Linked DNA regions of Homo sapiens: region 2 is linked to region 1. A link is a contact called in ENCODE Hi-C or POLR2A ChIA-PET data. All regions are on one chromosome and are shown on one strand. Each heading gives the region's core, a stretch centred on a gene start or an enhancer-like site at or near the end of the contact. The rest is flanking DNA. Distances are from core to core; before and after follow the strand shown.

What was found. A loop is a pair of places that touch in the nucleus more often than their neighbours do. ChIA-PET counts read pairs that join two places held with the same protein, here RNA polymerase II (POLR2A). Pooled maps may share reads with other maps.
Region 2: a pooled map shows a loop between it and region 1 (4-fold over the local background). The contact joins the enhancer-like site here to the promoter of GMPS in region 1. A Hi-C loop is called at or near these places in 6 of 50 pooled maps. POLR2A ChIA-PET finds 5 or more read pairs at or near these places in 2 of 52 experiments (Caco-2 and activated CD4-positive, alpha-beta T cell).

The regions. Positions count from the first base shown.
Region 1 is chr3:155,868,153-155,872,291 of GRCh38, reverse strand. GMPS (guanine monophosphate synthase) reads right to left here and starts at 1,642. Exons shown (of 16, transcript NM_003875.3): 1 at 1,395-1,642. The coding sequence starts at 1,421. RefSeq lists enhancers at 849-1,608, 2,148-2,197 and a silencer at 788-2,007.
Region 2 is chr3:157,101,944-157,106,371 of GRCh38, reverse strand. LINC00880 (long intergenic non-protein coding RNA 880) reads left to right here. Exons shown (of 4, transcript NR_034007.1): 2 at 2,893-3,014; 3 at 4,280-4,428. Among named protein-coding and RNA genes, the nearest start is that of LINC00881, 14 kb to the right of the region's middle. RefSeq lists an enhancer at 566-615. Within about 2 kb of position 2,916, at least 5 of the 41 ENCODE cell types and tissues checked have a DNase peak (open chromatin) inside an H3K27ac peak, as active enhancers do.

The sequences.
Region 1 (4,139 bases), core at 393-2,892:
TAAAAGAGTTAAAATCAGCTACCTTATAATCTTTTACTCATTGTTCGACAAATACTTTTTGAATGATTACCGGGTGCTAAGCAACCATTCAAGAGGACCTCCTAAGATGTGACCCTTGAGCAGCACCTTTTAAAAAGAATGTTAAAATTCTGCCTGAACAAGGCACTACTATCTGACGTAGAGCACCAAATCCACCTCGAAGTATACAATCCCACCCCCCGAATGAAATTTAATTAAGTTTTTTCCTAAAGCTAGGCCCTCAACAGCGTACAGAGGAGGTGTATCTTAATGAAGTAAATCGCAATTCAAAACTGCACGGTTTCCCGCTGGCAAAACTGACTTAGTGAAGGTCAGAAAGAACTCCAGGCCAATGAAAATTTTAATACAGAGGTGAAAGCGAAGGTGCCCAATTCAAAAGCGGGACGAAAGTAAGAGGAACGGTCTAAGAAAAGTGAGTTGGAGGAGAGATGAGCAGCAGCGGTCAAACGTGCTCTCCCCGCCGGGTACGTCAAGGCGGCAACTTTTCCAGCACTCCGGAACTCCGGACTGCCCAGGCCTCGGGCGAGCTGGCACGGCTCGCGTCCCGGGGAGGGACCCCAAAGGCGGGGAAGCGGGTTACCCCGCAAACCAGCAAGCTCGACAGGGAGCAAGCTGGACGGGGGCGGGACCTGGACACACACCCTTTCCTCTCTGAGAAGGAAGCGGGGAGGGAGAACGGAGTGCGCGACCCTGGGGCCACCAGCCCTCACGCGGGCCTGCAGGGGCGTTGGGGGAGGGGGAAGACAGTGCAGCTCCGAGGGGTTCGTCCAGAACCGGCCTAACCGCCGCGGAGCCCAAGGCTGGCGGGGGGAATGGAGCGGGCCTCGCCGAGGGCAGGCGGGAAACGGGGTGGCGGGAAGACCAGAGGCCGGCCCAGCTCCAACGCCGCACAGGAGGCCCCGACCCTGCCCTGCCTTCGGCGGGCCCCGGGATCGCCACAACGGGCCCCCAGCCTCCCAGAGGGACGGGGTGGGAGCCGAGGAAGCCCCCACCCCGACACGCAGACACACAAGCCCGCTCGCCGCCCTACCCCCACCCTCGCGCCGCGCTCGCGGGCTCTGCGCCCCACAGCGGCGCGGGGGAGGCGGGGGCCAGCGACGCGGCCGCGGGGAGCTGATGCCCTCCCCGACGCCCGGACCTCGACACGCAGACAAGATCAACAAAGCATCGCCGCTCCCGAGATAAAACATGCCACAGGCCCCGACCAGGGACTCTACGACGCGTGGCTGCCCGGGGCGCAGGGCTGCGCGGACGGGCTGGGGGAAGGGGGTGGGGAAGGGCCTCGCGGGGTGGCTCCCCGGTCCGGGAGCCTCGCCTCCGCCGGGATGCGGTGCTGCAGGGACCCCCACGCTGACCTTGGAGTCTCCGTTGCACAGAGCCATCGGGGCCAGGGCCGGAGCCGCGGCGGTGACGGCGACAGTACGAGACGGGGCGGGAGGGTGCCGGAAGGGTCGGCGCCGCGGGCTGAGGTTGAGAAGGAGGCCTGGTCGAGGAGCAGCCGGCAGCGGAGAGGAGCCAGCCGCCAGAAAAGCGCCGAATGGAGCAACAGCAGCGGAGCGCGGGCCCCAGCGCCGCGGGAGAGAAGACCAGCAGCGCGCACGCTGCCCCCGCCTCCTGCTTCCGCCCCGGCCGGCCACTGGGAGGAGCCAGAGCCCGTTCGGCTTGGCAGCCGAGCCTCAGATACCCTCCGCAGCCGCCGCCAAACCGGCCGGCCCTCGAGAGGAGGGGCTCGCGGCGCCCGGCCCCGCCCCCAGCCCGGTCCCCGCCGGCAAAGCCGGCCGGGTCTCCCGCGGCCCGCCCTTGGGAGGAGGAGCCCGCGGCATCCACCGGCTCCGCCCCTCCTGCCCTCGCACCGAGGAGCCCGCCCCGGAGGAGGGGCCTGTGGCGCCGGCCAGGAGAAAAACCGAAGCCGAATCCGAGCTAGTTTGCTGCTGCCGGATTTGCCTGCTACCTTGGATGACTTCGGGAGGCTGGCGGCACCGAAGAGGCCTCCTGAGAGCTGGGCCCCTGGCGGAACTCTTAGCCGGTGGCGTGGCCTTATCTCAGGTTGCTGGACATGAAGGAGGCCAAGGCTGCTTTGGAAAGTTCCGTGGCCATATCTCAAGGATGTCATTGTAGGAACTGATCACTTAGATACTTCAAAAGTTATACAGCTCCCCACAAATACAGCAGGTGCAGTATTTCCAAAGAAAAGGGAGTTTGGGAGTGGTAATCTGGTGAGCAGCTGGCCCAGGGAACTGGTCGTGAAGCTCTGTTTGCACAACAGTGTTTTTATTGGAATTGTTTGTGGGGAAGGGGCTGCAGTCCCTCCACCTACCCCTTGGCAACCATCATGATGATGAGGTGTTACTTTGAATTTGGTTACCTAGAGGCCTAAATCGAGATTGGGGTATAAAGAATAATACTTGAGATGGCTTCCAGCTAACAAAGCCTTTCCACAAATATTTTTATTATAATACAGCCAACATTTTGCTGCAGTCATTCTTGTGTCAGACTGTAGCTAGGGTATTAAGGAGCCAGAGTGAGAAAATACTTTAAAAGCTAACTTTAACCAATCCCGTGAAAGTAGTAAGGTAGGATTGATGTTCTTATCCTTTTTACAAATGAGGAAATTGAGGCTTAGTGAGATAATGTGCCTCTCAGTATATATAGAATGTAAGGCCTGCCCAATCTGGGAAAGTGTAGACAGTTTATTAGTGAAATATTTACAAAAACGAAAGGCTTAAGGTCCTAGTGGGCCTGAGACTTAAGTATTTCGCTTACCTTTTTTTGAACGGAAAATTGAATATTTGAACTCTCCAAAGCCATGGATACTGGCTTCTCTGGGTAGGTCTGTATGCACAATCTAAAGAAGAGTGCAGTAACCAATAGGAGAACCTCAACTTACATAAACATCCACCCCTAATGGAGTGGAATGTGATGTGATATACTGGCATTAAGGATTGGCTAAGTCCCATCTATCTTAAACAATGCTTAGTTTAAATATATTCTAGGCTGGGCGTGGTGGCTCACACCTGTAATCCCAGCACTTTGGGAGGCCTAGGCGGGTGGATTACCTGAGGTCAGAGTTCCAGAACAGGCTGGCCAACATCATGAAACCTGTCTCTACTAAAAATACAAAAATTAGCCAGGCGTGGTGGCATGCGCCTATAATCCCAGCTACTCGGGAGGCTGAGGCAGGAGAATCGCTTGAACCCGGGAGGTGGAGGTTGCAGGGAGCCAAGATCATGCCATTGCACACCAGCCTGGGTGACAACAGCGAAACTCCATCTCAAAATAAACAAATAAATAAATAAATTCTAGTGGTCACCTGTGCTTAATGGCTAAGAATGTTGGCATGCACACAATATAGGATCCTGATATTCTTTCTTCTTTAGCTTCTGACTCTATTGACCCATCCCTCTTTGTTGAAACTGGATTTTCCTTAAAATGCACCAAAAAGTTGTCTTTTTATCTCTGTGATTGCTCTTGGTTGCCTTTGCTAGCTCCTTTTCCTATGTCTGGCCTTCAGGAGCTTTAAGTGTTGGATTTCTTCAGTATTTCTATTCCTAATCCTTTTCTCATCTTACTCTTCCTTGGAGCACTTGTTTAAAAATACAGACTTGTTGGCCAGGTGCGGTGGCTCACACCTGTAATCCCAGCACTTTGACAGGCCAAGGCAGGTGGATCACCTGAGGTCAGGAGTTCGAGACCAGCTTGGCCAACATGGTGAAACCCTGTCTCTACTTAAAAATACAAAAAATTAGCCAGGTGTGGTGGTGGACACCTGTAATCCAGCTACTTGGGAGGCTGAGGCAGGAGAATTCTTGAACCTGGGAGGTGGAGGTTGCAGTGAGCCAAGATCGTGCCACTGCATTCCAGCCTGGGCAACAAGAGTGAAACTCCACCTCAAAATAAATAAATAAATAAAATACGGACTTGTTAAAATACCCTTAATATGCTCTATGTTTTAACAACTCTGTTCTGTGCTCCAGACCCAGATAACTATATTCATCCTCAGTTCAATTGTCAGTGTCATATTAGGCCCCAAACTCAACAAGTTCAAAACAAAACTTCTTTCCCAAACTTCTTATTGACACTCACTTTTTATTTTTCTTTTT
Region 2 (4,428 bases), core at 1,667-4,166, 1.2 Mb before region 1:
AAAAGGCCACCGTTCTATGACCAGCTACCAGGACCGATCTGCCTCTTCCAACGTGCACCCCAAAGAAACTGGGGATGTAGTCACAGTGAGATCCTAAGCCAGGGAGTCCCTAAGTGAGGTCCAGCCTTAATGTGGACATGCTTTGCTTCTCCCAGGGGCCACTTAAAGTTGGAAATGAAGGAATTGTACTCGCTTCTCCTCCTTTTCTGCAGCTTAGACTGAATTTCAGTCCCTCTCCATGATCTGACCATCTTGTGAGCTGTCACTGCAGCCAAACTGGCTCATTTATGTTCTCTCCTCTCTCCTTTGGGACCAACCCTGGTGGGCCTACTAAGGGAAGGGTTAAGAAAAAGAGGTAAGGAAGACCCTGGTTAACACACTAATTAGCTAACCCTTCCCAGGAACAAGAGAAAATCAGCCACACAGTATCACATAGCTCTTTAAGAAAGTCCCTTGTCTGAAAGTTGGAGGGTTCCATCTTGGGGTACAACAGGAAAGCTAGACACAGAATTCAGAGTTGAGGCCGTACTTTCAGCCCTCTTATTCTACAGATGCCCTGAATAAACCAAGGATATGTCAAGAACCCAGGCCCTGGACAGTTTTAGCCATGTCACACTGACAACTGGTATACTAAAGCAATTTCAATTCCTCATCATCTGTCTCCATCTTTAACATCTTGTCTAAAACCATGCCCAGGAAGAATGTTCAGAGAATACAGGCTGCCACACAGATCAGGCGTTTCTCTCCAGGCTCCAACACACATGCTCAGCCTGGATCAATAAGCCTGACTGTGTCTCTCTGGCCGGGATGGGAAACTGTCTGGACACACAGGTGGAGGCAGCAAGACCCTATGGGCTGTTTCTGTTTTATGCTTACCCGGTTACCTTAGCAACAGCATCTGCACCGAGACACAAGAGGAAGCAAAGCACCACCTACCAATGCCCCCACTGAGAGGCATGGGGAGTAAAGTAAAAACCGGCCTGGAATCAGGAGGCTTCGGTTCCTGGCCTCTCTGCTGGCCCCTGGCTGGCTGCCCCTAACAAATCTCCTCACCTCCTGGGCCTGTTCTGGGCAGAACTGGGGCTGAGAGCTCTCTAGCTGGTTCAAGGTTTCTGTTGGGGAGCATAGTCTCTGGGTGAGAAGACCCTACTGTTTCTGCTCTGAGTAGCTTCAAGCACAGGAACTGTGTCAGCAAACAACTGTTTTTTAGCTAGTCTTCCACAACTTAACTTTTCAGTCTCCACCTGTGATGCAGAAAATGTTTGCTGAGCAAGCAGATGGTCGAGCTGCAAGAAGTCCTCACCAGGATGGACATTTCTTCAGCTGAGGTAGGAGGTAAACCTGGCTTTGGTCCTTGAAGGCTCATGGAGAAGAAAAGAGATTGAGGTAGTAAAAAATAATTATGAGCACTTCAACTCTACAATTACATGTAGTAATAATAATGACAATAAAAGTAGGACCTCCAGTATGATCTCTTCATGTCTGTTCTTGCCACATTCTCATAACCAGCTGTGAGGGAGGCAGAACAGAAATTATGACCTTCTTGTTGCAGTGGAGGACACCGAGGCACAGGGAGGCTGAAGACCCTGGGGCTGCCTGGGTGATGGCTGAGCTGGATCTGGACTGTGTGTCCTTTTCCTCCTGATCCCAGGACGTTTTTATTGGACATGACTCATGACAGCTATTATGAAGCAGAAACATCTTCCAACTTTGTTTGTGCAACCACGTTTAAACTTAATGCATGTCAGAGCACCTCTCTGAAGAAGGAAGAAAACTAAGATGGATTCATTCAACAAATAATGTGCTGAGCACGTACTTTGTGCCAAGCACCTGGGATTCAAAAATGAGCAATATGTGATCTCTACTCCCCAGCAGTTCAATTGATTAGGCAGGTTTTTTTTGCTTATTTAAATTTCTCATTTGTTATTGCATAGAAACACCAACCAAAAAGTGATACTCCCCATCCTGCAACTATTTTTGTATCCCCACGGAATTCCACTGGGCTGCATCCACTGATAGGAGAAGACACACTTCTAAAATTAGGAGAGGGTATCCAGGAACAAGGAGCAAAGATGAAAAACCGTAAGCAAATGCTAAAACCACCCCTGGCTCTGGGAGGGGCTTGGGCTGCGGGGAGATGAGAGAGGCCCCTTGACTTGGTGCAAAAGTGCTTCCAGGAAAGAAGCTGGGAGCCGCTTCCTGGACAAAGGCTGAGGGACTGACAGGGAGTCAGAGAGGCAGCCCCAAGAACCACTACTACATGCCACAATCAGATGCTGGAAGGAAACCCAAAGTCCATTCTTTGAACACACAAAGTCATTGAGGTCCTGTTTCCACAGATGAGAGTTTGGGGCCACACCCCACCCATAGCAAATCCTTTTCTGAATTGATGTGGTAGAGTGTTAAGGGCAGAGGCTTAAAGCTCCAAGCTAGCTTGACAATGGGCATTCCTGTCACTAAATCTCAAAAAAACACTTTTTATCATTTTACCTCTTTCCCTAGACTGGGCCCAACCATGCCTTGTCCTATGAACAGAAAAAGTATTCAAGCTGCTCTCTTAAAGCAGCTTTTATCTCCTCAGTGAAGTGGCAATTTTGGGACAAATTTCCACATGAAGAATCAAAATGTTCCAAGCCTAAATAGGGTTCTAGCAACACACTCTTAACTCACAGAAAAGAGCCTCTAACTTAGATTTCTGCTTTCCTTTGCAGAATCTGTAGCCTGAACACACTGGTTTTAACTCCACAGGCCTGAAGACACAAGCAGAAGAGACTCAGAAAAGCCAAGGACTGAGTGAATTCACAATGCAAGCAGAAACATCAGCAGGCAAATTAGGGCCCACATGGTTTCGGTTTTAATGTTCTTTGTTTTGTTTTGCATTTTTCTTTACAGATGGCGTACTGCTCTGTTGCCCAGGTTAGAGTGCAGTGGCTTGATCATAGCTCACTGCAGCCTTGAGCTCCTAGGCTCAAGCAGTCCTCTTGCCTCAGCCTCCTGAATAGCTGGGACTACAGGTATGTGCCACTGAACCTGGCTTGTTGTTTTGCTTTCTAAGACCACATTTACATTAGCCCATCTATTGTTCAGAGTCTTGCTATGTTGCCCAAGCTGGTCTCAAACTTCTGGGATGAAGGGATCCTTCCACTTCACCCTCCCAAGTAGCTGGGAGTACAGGTGTGTGCCACTGTGTCCAGCTTAGCCCATCTTTTTTTTGTTGTTGTTGTTTTTAAATTTTACTTTAAGTTCTGGGATACATGTGCAGAACGTGCAGATTCGTTACATAGGTATACATGTGCCATGGTGGTTTGCTGCACCCATTAACCCGTCATCTAGATTGTAAGTCCCACACGTATTAGGTACTGGTCCTAATGCCCTCCCTCCCCTTGTCCCCCACCCCCTGACAGGCCCCAGTGTGTGATGTTCCCTGCCCTGTGTCCATGTGTTCTCATGGTTCAGCTCCCACTTATGAGTGAAAACATGCGATGTTTGGTTTTCTGTTCCTGTGTTAGTTTGTTGAGAATGATGGTTTCCAGCTTCATCCATGTCCCTGCAAAGAACATGAACTCATTCTTTTTTATGGCTGTATAGTATTCCATGGTGTATATGGGCCACATTTTCTTTATACACTCTATCATTGATGGACATTTGGGTTGGCTCCCATTTTTAAAACAGCAAAGAAATGCTATAAGAGCCAGGCCATTGGGGGTACAAGTGAAGTTGAATTATCTTCATGTTATAAACATAAAAAATTAGACCCAGAACTTGAAAGAGGTCTTAGAAATAATTTACTGACTTTATGTTTCAATGAACAGTCTGAGGCCTCAGTCATACTGATAGTAAGTATGACTAGCTACCACTTATTGATCTCCCACTCAGAATCCAGCACTGGGTAAGGATCATGTAATGGTTTGCCAGGGCTGCTGTAACAAAGCACTGCAAACTGTGTGGCTTAAACAACAGAAATGTATTGTCTCACATATTCAAGATCAAGGTGTCGGCAGGGTTGGCTCCTTCTGAGGGCTGGCAGGGAAGGATCTGTTCCATGCCCCTCCCTCCCAGCTTCTAGCAGTTTGCTAACAACCTTTGGTATTGTTGAGCTTGTAGAAGTGTCACCCTGAGCTCCGCCTTCATCTTCACATGGTGCTCTCCCTGTGTGCATGCCTGCCTCTGCGCCCAAATTTCTCCTTGTTATAAGGACACCAGTCACTTGGGATTAGGGTCCACCCTAATGACTTCATCTTAACTAATTATATTTCAAATGACTCTATTTCCATATAAGGTTCTATTCTGAGGTACTAAGGTTAAGACCTCAACATATGAATTCTGGAGGACAAAATTCAACCCAGAAGTCTACCTTGTATTGGGTCCTCACGGCAAGGCTGCAAAACCCGGGGGGTTGGTGGCCCAGTCCCACCTCCCATGAGCTAA